Regions from separate parts of the Homo sapiens genome. Here region 2 is linked to region 1. Evidence: chromatin loops called from intact Hi-C (ENCODE). Cell type or tissue: Calu3. All regions are shown on one strand. Links, peaks and the distances in the headings refer to the core of each region. The heading gives the core; the rest is flanking DNA.

Evidence for each region. A loop is a pair of places that touch in the nucleus more often than their neighbours do. Peaks named below come from ENCODE experiments on the same cell type or tissue, not always from the same donor. Only the 100,000 strongest peaks of a DNase experiment are listed, where the experiment ranks them.
Region 2: it touches region 1 in a loop (3-fold over the local background); 4 of 110 quality-filtered maps call a loop at or near these places.

The regions. Positions count from the first base shown.
Region 1 is chr12:101,321,547-101,328,513 of GRCh38, forward strand. UTP20 (UTP20 small subunit processome component) reads left to right here. Exons shown (of 62, transcript NM_014503.3): 25 at 1-83; 26 at 5,535-5,701. Among named protein-coding and RNA genes, the nearest start is that of UTP20, 45 kb to the left of the region's middle. In Calu3, for the core only: CTCF peaks have their summits at 2,342 (motif pointing left) and 2,543; a DNase peak (open chromatin) is centred at 2,335.
Region 2 is chr12:100,356,437-100,363,403 of GRCh38, forward strand. It overlaps SLC17A8 (solute carrier family 17 member 8), which reads left to right and starts at 638. Exons shown (of 12, transcript NM_139319.3): 1 at 638-1,056. The coding sequence starts at 956. RefSeq lists enhancers at 88-588, 589-1,089. In Calu3, for the core only: no CTCF peak of the experiment used is centred there; a DNase peak (open chromatin) is centred at 3,625.

The DNA.
Region 1 (6,967 bases), core at 825-4,824:
GAGATAGTGCATTTTAGCATTTCAGAAGATAATGCTGTAGTGAAAACAGCCCACCGAGCAGATCTATTTCCTATTCTGATGAGGTATTTATGCTGTTCAAACACTGATTTTTAAAAAGTTAATAACAAACACAATTGTGAGTACAGTATTATGGTTCTTTCAACAACTGTAATAGAATATTTCATTTTCTATTTTCTTTTGATTGCATTTTCTTTGGAGATGGGGTCTTGCTCTGTCACCCAGGCTGGAGTGCAGTGGCATGATCACAGCTCATTGCAGCCTAGACCTCCCAGGCTCAAGTGATGCTCCCACCTTGGCCTCCCAACGTGCTAAGATTACAAATGTGAGCCATCACCGCCAGCTGCTTTTTTTTTGAATTGTACCTTTGGGAGAAGCCAAATTGGTATAGAGACTAAATTTTGTTCCTAACATAAAGAAAGATCTTTATTTATTTTTTTTTTAGAGGGAGTCTCGCTCTGTCACCCAGGCTGGAGTGCAGTGGTGTGATCTCAGCTCACTGCAACCTCCGCCCTCCCAGGTTCAAGCTATTCTTGTGCCTCAGCCTCCTGAGTAGCTGGGATCACAAGCGTGCGCCACCATGCCTGGCTAATTTTTGTATTTTTAGTAGAGAAAGAGTTTCACCATGTTGGCCAGGCTGGTCTTGAACTCCTGACCTCAGGCGATCCACCCGCCTCTGCCTCCCAAAGTGCTGGGATTACAGGCGTGAGCCACTGCGCCTGGGCCCTAATATAAAGAAGATCTTACCATAGTATTATTGTGACAATAATATAATTAAATTTAATATTTTCCTAAATTTTACTGTTGAGATACAGTAGAAATATTTCACTCTGTTTTCCAAATATCATGTGATATTTAATGATGTTATTATTCCTTTAATTATAAATGGTAGAGCAAAAAGATGATCCATAAATAATACAAAGTTTATATATGCTGGGTATAAAGAAAAATGAAGCTTAAATCTTTCATCTCACCAGCTCTGGAATGATGAGAATTGGAAAGATCATGGGATTGGGATTTAACAGGTTTGCTTTTGGTCCAGCCCCCTACTGTGTAGTTCTATCAGATAGAGAAAGTCTTTTAGATCCACTGGGCTTCTGTTTCCTTAATAGGAGCTGGTTCAGATATGCTCAGGGACTCTGCTAGCACTTATCTAATGGCTCTGTTTAGTTCCATTTGTAGCCAGCATTAAGATTCCATTTATAGCAAGCTTTAAGAACTTTACTATAATAGACATAAAAATATTTGAGGGAGTGAATAAGTGAATATACAAAATTACAGTTATTGGTGGATTACAGAAACAATAAAAATAGAAAGCAGAAATCATCTTATATCCAAACACTCAAAAATAACTATCAACTTTATAATCTCAAAAACAATAGTAAATAGGAAACATCCGCAATACTTGTATATTTTAAATTTCTAAGAGTAAAAAGCAGATGGTTGTATGAAGTCCAGAGTAGTTGAATACAAGCTACCAAAAAACATCTAAATAATACACCCATACAAGTTTTTGAAAGAAAATTGAGATGATATTTTATAAAACGTTTTATAACCTTTTTTCACTTAATATTTTACAAGAATTTTCTTAGATCATGAAATGTTTCAAAATGTGATTCTTCATCATATAGACAAGCTGTCATTTACTTGTGTTGAGCATTTTGCCTGTCTGTAGTTTTTGTTGTTTATTTTGGTTTTTTTGCAAAATAGAAAATCTTACATTGAATACCTATAAATCTTATTCGATTGATGGATTAGAATAGATTCTTGATAGGAAAATTGATGAAAATTTTAAAACTTTTTGGTGTATATTACCAAATTGTTGTTCAGAACTACTTCTTTCCAACCATAAGTTTGAACCACTTTATATTCCTACCAGCAGTAGGATGCCTGTTTCACACCATTCCAACACTAGGGTGTTTGTTGTTATTATTTTTTGATTGTTTTAATTCTTGCTAATTTGTCAGTGATAAATGATATCATGTTGTATGACTTCACATATTTTAGGTTTACTAGTGAAGATGAATTGTTTTAAAAGATTATGGGTCATTTGTGTTTATTTTCTCATGAAATTTTTTTTTAATGTCTGACAACTTGTATTTTCTAAAACCAGGTAAATAATATTCCTCTCTGTTTTCTTCTCATTCTGTTTGTTTTAATTTGATTATTTTATTCATCTGGAATTTATTTTGATGTATGAAATGAAGTAAGGATTAAACCTAATTTCTTTCCAAATAGTGTTACCCAATTGTCGCAATACCATTTCACTTAAAAAATCCAGACTTTCAGCTGGACGCCCCCTGGTGGCTTACGCATGTAATCCCAGCTCTTTGGGAGGCGGAGGTGGATGGATCCCGAGGTCAGGAGTTGGAGACCAGCCTGACCAACATGGTGAAACCCCAACTCTACTAAAAATACCAAAATAAGCTGGGCGTGGTGGCACGTGCCTGTAATCCCAGCGATTTGGGAGGCTGAGGCAGGAGAATCACTTGAACCCGGGAGGTGGAGGTTGCAGTGAGCTGAGATCGCGCCACTGTACTCCAGCCTGGATGACAGAGCGAGACTCTGTCTCAAAAAAATAAAAAAATAAATAAATAAATAATAATAATTTTTTTAAAAAAGTCTAAACTTTCTCTACTGATTTGAGAGCCACATTTATTTATTTATTTATTTATTTATTTATTTATTTCAGAGACGAGGTCTCTCTCTGTCACCCAGGCTGGAAGGCAGTGGTGCCAGCACAGCTCACTGCAGCCTCGATCTCTTGGGCTCGAGCGATCCTCCCGCCTCAGCTCCCCATGTACCTGGGACTACAGGCACGTGCCAAAACGCCCAGTTAATTTTTGTATTTTTTTGTAGAGACGGAGTTTCACCAGCTGAAAATTTTTGTATTTTTTTGTAGAGATGTTGTCCCGGCTGGTCTCAAAACTCCTGAGCTCAGGCTGTCCCCCCACCTTGGCTTCCCAAAGTGCTATGATTACACACATGAGCCACCACGTCCAGCCAGAGTGCCACTTTTAATATGCACTAAATATCCATGTATAATTGACTCTTCAGTTGGCTTTTGCTGGTTTTACATTAATCTGCCTTGTTCCAATTCTGCACTGGTTTGTTTATAATAACAATCACAAATCTCATTAGTCCTTTCTTTCCAAAATATTTTGGTTTTTTCTAGAATCTAGATGAACATTTACTTTGATTTTCCCAAAGTAATTTCCCCTTTTGATTTGAGGAGAAGTTGCATCAGTATTTATATTCATTTATTCAAATCATTCCTTTTTTGTAGTCTTTCAATAAAGTGTTTTCATTTTATAACTACGTTTTGTTCTTGTAGAGGGAATTTTCCATTTTATATTTTTTAGCTTATTTTTGCTACATAACTAATTATATATAAAAGCTATTGATTTTTGTGTTATTTAGCCATCCACATGACAAAACTTTTATTAGCGTTAGTAGTTGTCATTGGGTTTTCTTGTATTTTCTCTATTAAAAAAATCACAAATGGTAATAGCAGTCACAGATTATGTTAGTCCCCTGTTTACAAACCTTTTGACATCTCATTTTACTCAGAATATAATAGAAAGTCCTTACTGCTACCTACAGGGCTTGATATGGTGGCTTCAAATGATATCTATAACCATATTTCTTCCTGTTTACCACCTCTCTCAGAACCCACTTTAAATTCTTTGCACTTGCTCATCCCTCTGCATAGAAGACATGCCAGCTGACATCTCATTCATTTGGTCTCATCTCAAATGTGTCCTTATCAGCGATGCCTTCTTCAAGTAGTTTGAGCCTCTGCTGCTGGCCAAAAGTTTTTTATGCTACTACTACTAAGACATTATCTTTTTCACTGTGTTGACATTTGTACTGACAAGGCAAAAACAATGGTGGGTAAAACTCCTAGTACCCTAGCACATGAATCAAGACGGTGGCACCAAATTCTACTAGTCATTCTTCATTGCCACATACTTGGAGTTATTTAACAAACAAACACACTTGATGAGTCTTGACCCTGAGTACATGTATGATAAAGTGGGAAGAATGCATAAAATACTTTTGCTGTGCATGGGCTGTCTCAATGAATGGCACCCGTGTGAGTATTTGATGTACAAGCTGAACTAGCTACTTTTCTTATTTGTAAGACATATACGCTAGGATTCTTTTCACAGGCATTTTCTTGAACATGAACGCAGTGAGCCTGCCACTTCAAGGAAAACAACTGTCAGCATTTATTTCCAATAACTAAATTCTAGCATTCAAGTGGAAATTAGGATTGGAGAAAACTTTTATCTGGTACTATGAACCTGACATCTTCCCAATGCTTAAAGACTTTTCTGATGAGATGATTAATGATATTAACAAATGTTAATAAACAAATTTCTTTTTTTGGTTTGCAGTGAAATGTGTCAACATTTGACATTTCTGCATAACTTAGTAAACGAATATTTTCCAAGTAACTGATGCATGTAATAGTATCATGTATGGGTAAAAGATTCATTCAAAGTGCAAGATAGATGGATTTTAGTGTAACAGAGTTCATCAAGTTTGTTGAACATATATTAAAATGATTATATTAACTTTTACCAGGAACGATTAATCTGTATTAATCTAGTAGATTTTACTAATGACTCTTTCTTGCATTTCCTGGGGCAATCCTTATTTGATTTCAGTGCAGCACTGGATACTATAGTTACAAATGTTGTATTTTATGTTTGTAAGCAAGATTGGCATGTAGTTTTATTTTCATTAACCCTTCTCAATATCACAATTATGCCACATTAATAAATGAGAAAAGACTGTTTCCCTCTTTCTCTCTGCTATGAAACTTCATAGCATAGAAATTATTTTTTTTCCTTGAAAGTTTAAAAAGCCCACTTGTAAACTGTATTAGCTTTGTGTTTTCCAATAAGTATCGGTCTCTGTGGGTTTTCTTCTCAAGTTCCTTTTATTTATTTATATTTATGTGTTTTCCTGAAAATTAGCTTTTTCATTGAACTGTTTCCAGCTTCCTTATTTTACTTACAATTGTATTCTCTTATTTCCTTTTAATCTATATATTCTCATTTTCATTTTTTCTTCATTAGACTTACCTTTGATTTGCCTACTTTTTCTCCCATAACAAACCACCTTCTGGCCTTTGTCCTTCCTGCTTCCCTTAGCTTTGTTTTTTGTTGTGTTTTGTTTGAATTTTTGAATTTTTTTATAGAGACGTGGTCTCACTAAGTTGCCCAGGCTGGCTTTAAACTCCTGAGCTCAAGTGATCCTCTGGCCTCAGCCCCTCAGGTAGCTGGGACTACAGGCACGTAGCACTGCACCCAGCTCTCTTAGCCTTATTTTGTTGTTGACTTTTTTCATTGTCTGTGTTAAATATCTAATTTCTATTTTCATGTTTCTGTGTTTTATAATATATCCATTTAAATCTATTGAGTTGCTCTTCTAGCCTTTTAGGCAAATAAAACAACTCATATTTTAGAATTAATGTGCAAACAAATAATGTGCTTTTGCCTTTTCAGAATTTTGTATGGGCGAATGAAGAATAAGACTGGGAGTAAAACTCAGGGGAAATCTGCTTCAGGCACCCGCATGGCCATTGTCCTGCGGTTCCTGGCCGGGACCCAACCTGAGGAGATCCAGATATTCTTAGACCTGCTGTTTGAACCTGTGAGGCATTTCAAGAATGGTAACTATCAGCTACCTCTCACTCTAATACCTGTTGTCTGCGGTGGACTTCTCACATCTCAGGCTACATTTCCCATGCTCCTGGGCGTCTTTCTAACAGGGTTGTTCCTCCCAATCTTGATGGCAATCTTTTTGCTGAAGTGCAACTCATTTTAAACTTCAATTAAATTGCGTGAAACTGACTGTTGGCCCTGTGGATTATCGGCACCCTTGTGTTAGAGCCCCTGATGAGAAATGTGTATTTTTATTGCATATTTAGGCCATTTGAAAAATGGTTATTACTTACCCATATAATACAAAGAATAGGTTTCTTCTAAGAAATTCAAAGCACACTGCAAATTAATCTTAATTGTTTGGCATTTATTCATTCCCTGAGTCATTCATCTATTCGGTAATGATTTATTGAATACCTCCTGTGCCCTGGACACTCTGTTAAGTTAAAAATAGAAAAGTACAATCTCTGCCCTCAACCTGATAGTTGAGATGAAATGGATGTAATCGTGTATACATTGAGCTAGAGTGCTCTGTGGTATGTTCTTTGGTATGCAGTGTCAGTAATTATTAATAACAGTAATGACTAACATGTATTGAGTGCTTACTTTATGCCAGATGTTATGACAGACCCATTTACTTATAACTCAGTTGATCCTTCAGACAATCAACCACATGAGCTGTCATTACTTGATTATCCCCATTTTACACATGGGGAAACTTAGGCTTAGAAAGGTATTTCACCCATCGTAACTCAGATGAAAAGTGGTAGAGTTGGGATTCAAACTCAGACCTTTCTGGTTATGAAACCTCTGTTCCAGTCCCCAAATTGCTTTGCTTGAGGTCAAACATAGAGAATTATTTATAGGGTATTCTGTTGCATTTGTTTTTGTATTTTTTCTATGATAATAGGTCCAGCTGTTAACAGGTTTTTCATTCAGTATAATATTGCCCTGTAAAGGAGGTTGGCTCTGATGAATGCCAAAAAAAGTTTCTGTTCAATGTATAACTCCCACTGTAGGAGGTAGGTATAGATGATACTCTTATGGATGGCCCGTTTGGGTGTATGAATCCATAAGCTCATGACCTCACATCAGATGGTTTGAAATAAAGGTCAAGCAATAACAATTCATATCTTTTCAGTAAATTTTGAAATTAATATGGCAGCAGCTGTTTATAAGGGACTCTGATTTTATTTACTAACTAGGATTTACAAGAGAAATAAAACTTGATTCTCAGCCTTCAAGGAACTTGTAATACAGAAAGTTACTTCTAG
Region 2 (6,967 bases), core at 1,248-5,247, 960 kb before region 1:
AAAATAATTTTATTTATCCTGAGGACAATGAGGAGTCAGTGGAGAGTTCTAAGCAGGTTCTAGATATCTTCCGGCTCAGAAATCTTCAATTAGATGGTCCCAAATGGCATCTACGTATCATACTTTGAGAGAGCCTGCTCTGTTGATTAGGAGCAAATAAATGTCCTCCTGGATGTATGTGGCCTGGGTTTTGCATTTGGGCTACTCAAATGCAAGTTCCTCGTGGGACCACATCCATGCTAGTGGCTGGCTGAAAAACGGCTTCATGACTCTCATGAGGGGAATAAAAGGCATGGAGTGGTGGCTGTGAGCCTGTCTGCAGGGCCAGACCTCAGAAAAGCAAAGGGCTGTAAATGTTTCATAAATTTCTCTCTGGGTGCCTGCTCTGGCTGAGAGCCCATTCATAAGCCCAGGCGGCTGAGGGGCAGGTATTGTGCCGGTTACTATAGCATCACCTTGGAAAGTCTCACTTGGTGAGAGCGGCAGGCGAGCTGGGGTGGGGCAGGAGGGGGACGCGGCTGGCTGGAGGGGCTGGAGCTAGGCCACGGATACTGCTGCTGGTCTCAGGACTCCTGGTGGTCCGGAGCTCATGTTAGCGTCCCCAGCTGCAGCCCAGGGAGGGAGAGAGGCTGCGCTCAGTCTGAGAGTGGCTGCCTGAGACAGCTGCCACAGGCTGCTGCAGAGCGTGCAGCTTTTGCAAGGGACTGAATTCCCAGCCAGACACCCCTTGGACTCTTTTTTGGAGGGGTGGGGAGCAGAGAGAGGAGGGAGTTGTCTTATCTTGGAAGATCCGAGCTGGGTTTCATCTCCTTTTTGATTTTGAGTAGTTCCCTCCACGAGAACTGACTTCCAGGTGTTCACCAAGGGAAACAAGGTGGTTCTCACACTGGAAATGAGGAAGGATGACAGTTTTTGAGACTGACTGTTAACGGCTCAGAGGTGCCCCTCATTCAAAATGCCTTTTAAAGCATTTGATACCTTCAAAGAAAAAATTCTGAAACCTGGGAAGGAAGGAGTGAAGAACGCCGTGGGAGATTCTTTGGGAATTTTACAAAGGTAAAGTTTGAATGCGAACTTTAGTTCCTTTCTGAGTAGCTTCGTATTGCCAATGTGTGAGAGACTTGGTATCACGTTTTTAAAACCACACTTTAATGAGGAGAGGATGGGTCAGATTAGATCCTTCTGGAGCCCCTTCTAGCTCCAGTAGTCTATGCCTGGAGGAAAAACAGATGCATGAATAGTATTGGGTTGTATTAGGAAAAGATCAAGACAAATATGCTGTTTATATAGCTGGATTAGCACTTTCTGGAGATGATGATATTGCATATGGTATGTTTGGCATTGAATTAGAAAATATTTAGGGAGATAATATTTTATGTTAACTCATTAGTAATGACAAATATGCCTTGAACTGAAATAATTTTTATGTTTTTCACTGAATCCACTATAAATGAAAATTAAATATTTGCAATTTTTAGCTTATTTAATAAAATACATAAAGTGGTTCCTGATTGTATAGTTTGCAAAGAGAAGGATAGTTACACATTAATTTGAAGGAAGTAACTTAAAAAATGTCTTTGAAGCAGAAAATCTCACATAATTGCAGTGGGAAAATGTTAAGTACTATCACTGAATTGAATGAGATTTTAGTCCAAACCAAAAAGTAAATATTTTTTAAAGTAAAATATATTAATGGAAGGAGAGTTTGCTATAAATGATTGAATTAATGTGACAGTTTAATTTATGAATTTTTATAGACATAGTAAATGCCTTCTCAAATTATATAAATGATTTCATAAGTGGTCCTTATGTGCAAGGTAAAATGACTGCTTTATCTCTCTGATATAAATAAATGTGAAAAATAACTTTGATACACTTTTTATTTGTTTGGATGATTATTTCTAATCCTGGTGAGTGAAAATGCCATCTGGTGTGTCCTTTTAACTTTTCTATTATCTCTTAAATTTAAAAACTTTTTCATTTAAATGACTATTTCCAGGCAATCTGAGATTCATCCCATTTCTTGTGTTTTAAAACACATATGCTCCTGTCAGTGTTAAATTTTCCATGGTATCACTGTTAATATTAACTTTCCTAATAAGAAAAAAGAGTTGGACACCTTATTATTTTAGTAATTAGAAACAAAAAAGCTTCAATCAGACCTACACTGAATTAGCATGTCTAGATGAAAACCTAGCTCAGTGACAGCAGCATAAACCAGCCAAATATAGAAAAAATTACAATAACATTTTTTTCAGAGTGTTTTATCCTTCCGTTGAGCACTCCCCAGGTAACGTCTTATTGTGTTGGCGTTCATTTGATTAGAAACGCAAAAATAATTTTTGCATAATAAGCACGATAGCTTAATTGGCTTATTCAAGTAATGACAAAGGAATCTGGCAAAGTCAAGAATAAAAACCATAGGCCGGGCGCAGTGGCTCACGCCTGTAATCCCAGCACTTTGGGAGGCGGAAGTGGGAGGATCGCTTGAGGCCAGAAGTTCGAGACTAGCCTGGGGAACATAGAGAGACCATGTCTCTACAGAAATACAAAAAATTAGCCAGCATGATGGTGCATGCCTGTCATCTCAGCTTCCCAAGAAGTGGGAGTATTGCTTGAGCCCAGACATTCAAGGTTGCAGCGAGCCAAGATTGCGTCTCTGCACTCCAGCTAGGGTGACAGAGTCAGACTCTGTCTCAAAAAATAAAAAAATAAAATAAATTTAAAAACCTATGACGTTGGGCCATAGTCACCATTATAAACAGCAAACTCTGCCTTCATTTATAAAATATTTGATATAAAAATACTTAGGAATTTTCTTTTCAACCTTAAGTTTAATTGCTTTTTGTGAAATTTGATTGCTTTTTTCAATAGGAATTATTGATCGAAGAGCCGGTTTTGCTATGTTTGATTGGAGGAGCTACATGGAGATCTTTTTGTTTACAAAATTGATTTGCTTAGGGATATAACAAAATTGGCGATTTTCCAAATTGTGTGACCTCAACCAGAAATTGGGCTATGTGTCTAGGACTGTTTGAATAGTTTCCTCAGAACAATAGAAAAACAGCTAGCACAGTACTAGGGACAGAGAATGCACTAAACAAATGCTAGATATTGTCATGGTTGTCCTAATTGTAGAATGGCTTTAGAAAAAATAAAGCCAAGGTCAAATCCCTTTTTTCAGTGATCTATAGAGAGAAATTATTGGCAGAAGAAACGAAAACAGACATTGCTTGAGCGGTGATCCAAGTTGATCCTCAGTTCTAGTGAGGAATTATCAAGACCAGCTCTGCCACGTGTTTGGCATTAATCACAGGTGTATAAGGTAATTGTATGTAAATGACCCTGCCCAGAGCCTGGCACATACTGGGCATTTCCCTCTCATTTCACTGCTTTTCACGTAAAACCAGTTGACAGAATCCCATGTAAAAAAATCACAAAGAACTGTTTTCTGTTTTGTAGGAGCTTTTGGAAGCTAGAAGCCCCTACATTGTAACTTAGAAGGCAATGTAAATCACAGCTGTCTAATAATGTTTGAGGCTGAGGTCATCATCTAAATGGAATTCTTGAGATGCTTTTTAATCACAGTGTTCCTCACAGTCAGGGGAGTGGCAATTGCACAGGGAAGCATTTGAGAGTTCGCACACAGGCTTGATTACAGTCAGGCATGATTAGCTTTCCTGGAAAACAGTCATTGATAAGAAGCAGCTGAGCAATTAATCAGCTAAAGGTAAAATAATATTTTAGAAGTGCAGGAAGAAAGAAGATGCACTCATTTATAGTTTAGTATTGAATTATATAGATGACATAGAAAGCATTAAACTTGGAAACTAATGTCCAGAAAGTGACATGCAGATTTGTTCAATTTAAATTACAATTTATGTGTCCTTTAATTGTTCATGTCTAAAAAACATAACAGTGACAAAACAGTATCTTTCAGACACTGTAAACTCATTTAATTCTATTAAAATCCCCATGAAGAGGGGATTACTATAATTACAACTTTTCTTTTTTTTGGGATAGGGTCTCACTCTGTTGCCTAGGCTGGAGTGCAGTGATGTGATCATAGCTCACTGCAGCCTCAAACTCCTGGCCTCAAGCCATACTGCCTCCTTGGCCTCCCAAAGTGCTAGGATTACAGGCATGAGCCACAGCATCTAGCAATAATTTTACAGATGAGAAAACTGAGGCACAGAGAGGTTAAGTAGCTTGCCCAAGGTCACACAGCTATAAATGGAAGAGCTAGGTTTCAAACCAGATGTTCTATGCCCATCATTCTTAATCACTACATTATGTTACCCCTGTAATCAAGTGTCTTTCCTCTTCCCACTCACTGTCTTGATATTGGGCCACTTATTTAGGTTTAGGGAGGTCTACTTGGACTGCAATGTAGCCAGCAACTTCTGGATCTGCTGTCAAGTGTGGGCTATTCTCCTAATCAGTTGCATCTTTATTGAAGGCTTTCTCCAAGGGAGGCTTAAGGGGAGTCTGGTCTCCTTACAAGTATGTCTATCTTCCCTTTAAATGAAACTAGTCCCTGCATCGTGTCTGTCTTCAGCATTCAGGAGTGTGCCAGATATGCACTTCCTGCTCCATCAACAAAGGTGAGTGTGTTAAAGCTTGCTCTGAGATCAGGTGATCCTGGGTTCCAACTGCTGCAACATCCTTTACTTCCCTGCCTGCATGACCTCAGGCAACTTGGCTGCAATGGGGTGACTCTAGGAAACCAAGTCAGATCACATCTCACCCCTGCTCAAAACTACCTCACTCAGAGTTAAAGCCAGTGCCCTTTCAATGGCCTTCAAGGTCCTCTGTGATCTAGGACTTTTGGAAGGCTCTCTGAGTTCATCTGTGACATTTTCCTGCCTCACTCTACTCTGGATTCACCGGCCTCCTGGCTCTTATTAGAACTCCCCAGATTCACTCCTGTCCCGGCTTTCGCCCTGTTTCTTTTGCTTAAATGCTTTCCTCCCAGATAGCCTGATGGCTCATTCCCTCGCTTTCTTCAAGTATGTGCTCAAAGATCCCCACTTTCCTGGCCATTCTATTTAAACATGAAGCTCACCTGCCCTCCTCCTCCTGCCCTCTTCTCTGTCCCTCTTTCCTGCTTTACTTCACCTCTGTCTTAGGTAGGTTCCCTAAAAAGCACAGCCTGAGACAGGGATTTGGGTGAGCCTAGAATGTGATTTAATGAGCTCTTCCTGAAAAAACTGGGAGGGAGTAAAACAAGAAGGGAAAGGAGAGGCTGGGTGTGGTGGCTCATGCCTATAATCCTAGCATTTTGGGAGTCCGAGGCAGGCAGATTGCCTGAGCTCAGGAGTTTGAGACCAGCCTGGGCAACATGGTGAAACCTGTCTCTACTAAAAGACAAAAAATGAGCCAGGCATAGAGGCATGTGCCTATAGTCGTAGCTACTCAGGAGGCTGAGGCAGGAGAATTGCTTGAATCCGGGAGGCAGAGGTTGCAGTGAGCCGAGATCACACCACTGCACTCCAGCCTGGACGACAGAGGGAGACTCCATCTCCAAAAAAAACAAAACAAAAAAAAACAGAAAGGAGAAAGAGCCAAGCAAGGATGCATGCTCACAATGCCCAGTGGCCAGATCCAAAGGGGAAGGCTCTGGAGCACAAGCGATGTGCTGAGTCCTTCCTTTGGGGCAAGTGGGGCAGCCTTTTATATCTCTGCCTCAGTCAGTCATCAGCTCTGGGCTGATGGGGGTGGGTGAGGGGTTTATTTGGAGGCCACTGAGCAGTGGGAAGTTCTCCAGGGTTCCTCATGCCAGGACTAGAAGCCCAGGCAAGGAGTCACCATGGTGGCAAGGGTCATGGGTCCTGATCCTCAGGAGGAACCAGAACTGTCACCTCATCACGGGAGCAGGAAGAGATGTGTTTGGCACTGAGGTGGTCCACTCGGACATCTCCTGATACTGCCTGGGCTAGTTTTATTTATTTTTTTATTTTAATTTTTAAAATAATAGAGATGGGGGTCTCACCATGTTGATTAGGCTGGTCTTAAACTCCTGGGCTCAGGAGATCTTCCTGCCTTGGCCTCCCAAAGTGCTAGAATTACAGGCATGAGCCACCGCACCCTGCCTAGTTTTAACTGCAAATGGGAAAATACAGCAACCGTGACCTGCTAGCAGCTCTGGAAGTAGAAGTGTGCTTGCCCATCAAGGGGAACTGGGGAGTGTGCTATGGTGTCTATGACAGCCCACCCACTGCACCGCTCAGATCAACTTGCTTCTCACATGAAGTTCACTCCATCCAGGTACAGCTTCTCCAAGACTCTATGGTTGTAATTCCTGAGGAGCCTTCCAAAGAAGAGTTATTAAGACAGACTCCAGGCCCCACTGTGATGACTGGTCCCTCCTCTCCACCCCTTTTTGATTTCCCTCACTTCTGTTTGCTTGTCTGATGGGTTGCCCCAGATCTTCATCCCTGAGAGGTCTAAATCCCTGGTTAACATAACCTCACCAGGTCATGGTTGCTGTATTTGCCCACTGACAGTTAAAAACTAGCCAAGGCAGTATCAGGAGATGTCCCAGCAGATCATCTGGGTGCCAAACATATTTCTTCCTGCTCCCATGATGAAGCGACAGTTCTGATTCCTCCTGAAGATTAGGATCCATGACCCTTATCACTGTAGTGACTTCTTACCATGTCTTCTGGTCTTGGCACGAGGACCCCAAAGTGACTGAGCAGCAGTCGTAACCATATGTTGACTAGGATTTCCATTGTGTTCCTAAATGGAAGAATTCTTCCTTGTGAATCGGGATTTCTAGCTCCTCAGAGCCTAAGCTGAAGAGATGAGATATTCCTCAGGTGGGTTACTGGGAATGATGGCGAGTGGGGCCACTCCTTCTCTCATGCCTTGTTTCTTTGACCTGTGTGTTCTGCCCACTGGGCACACAGCACCATATCATAACTGTTGGGTTTTTTGTTTGTTTGTTTGGGATGGAGTCCCACTC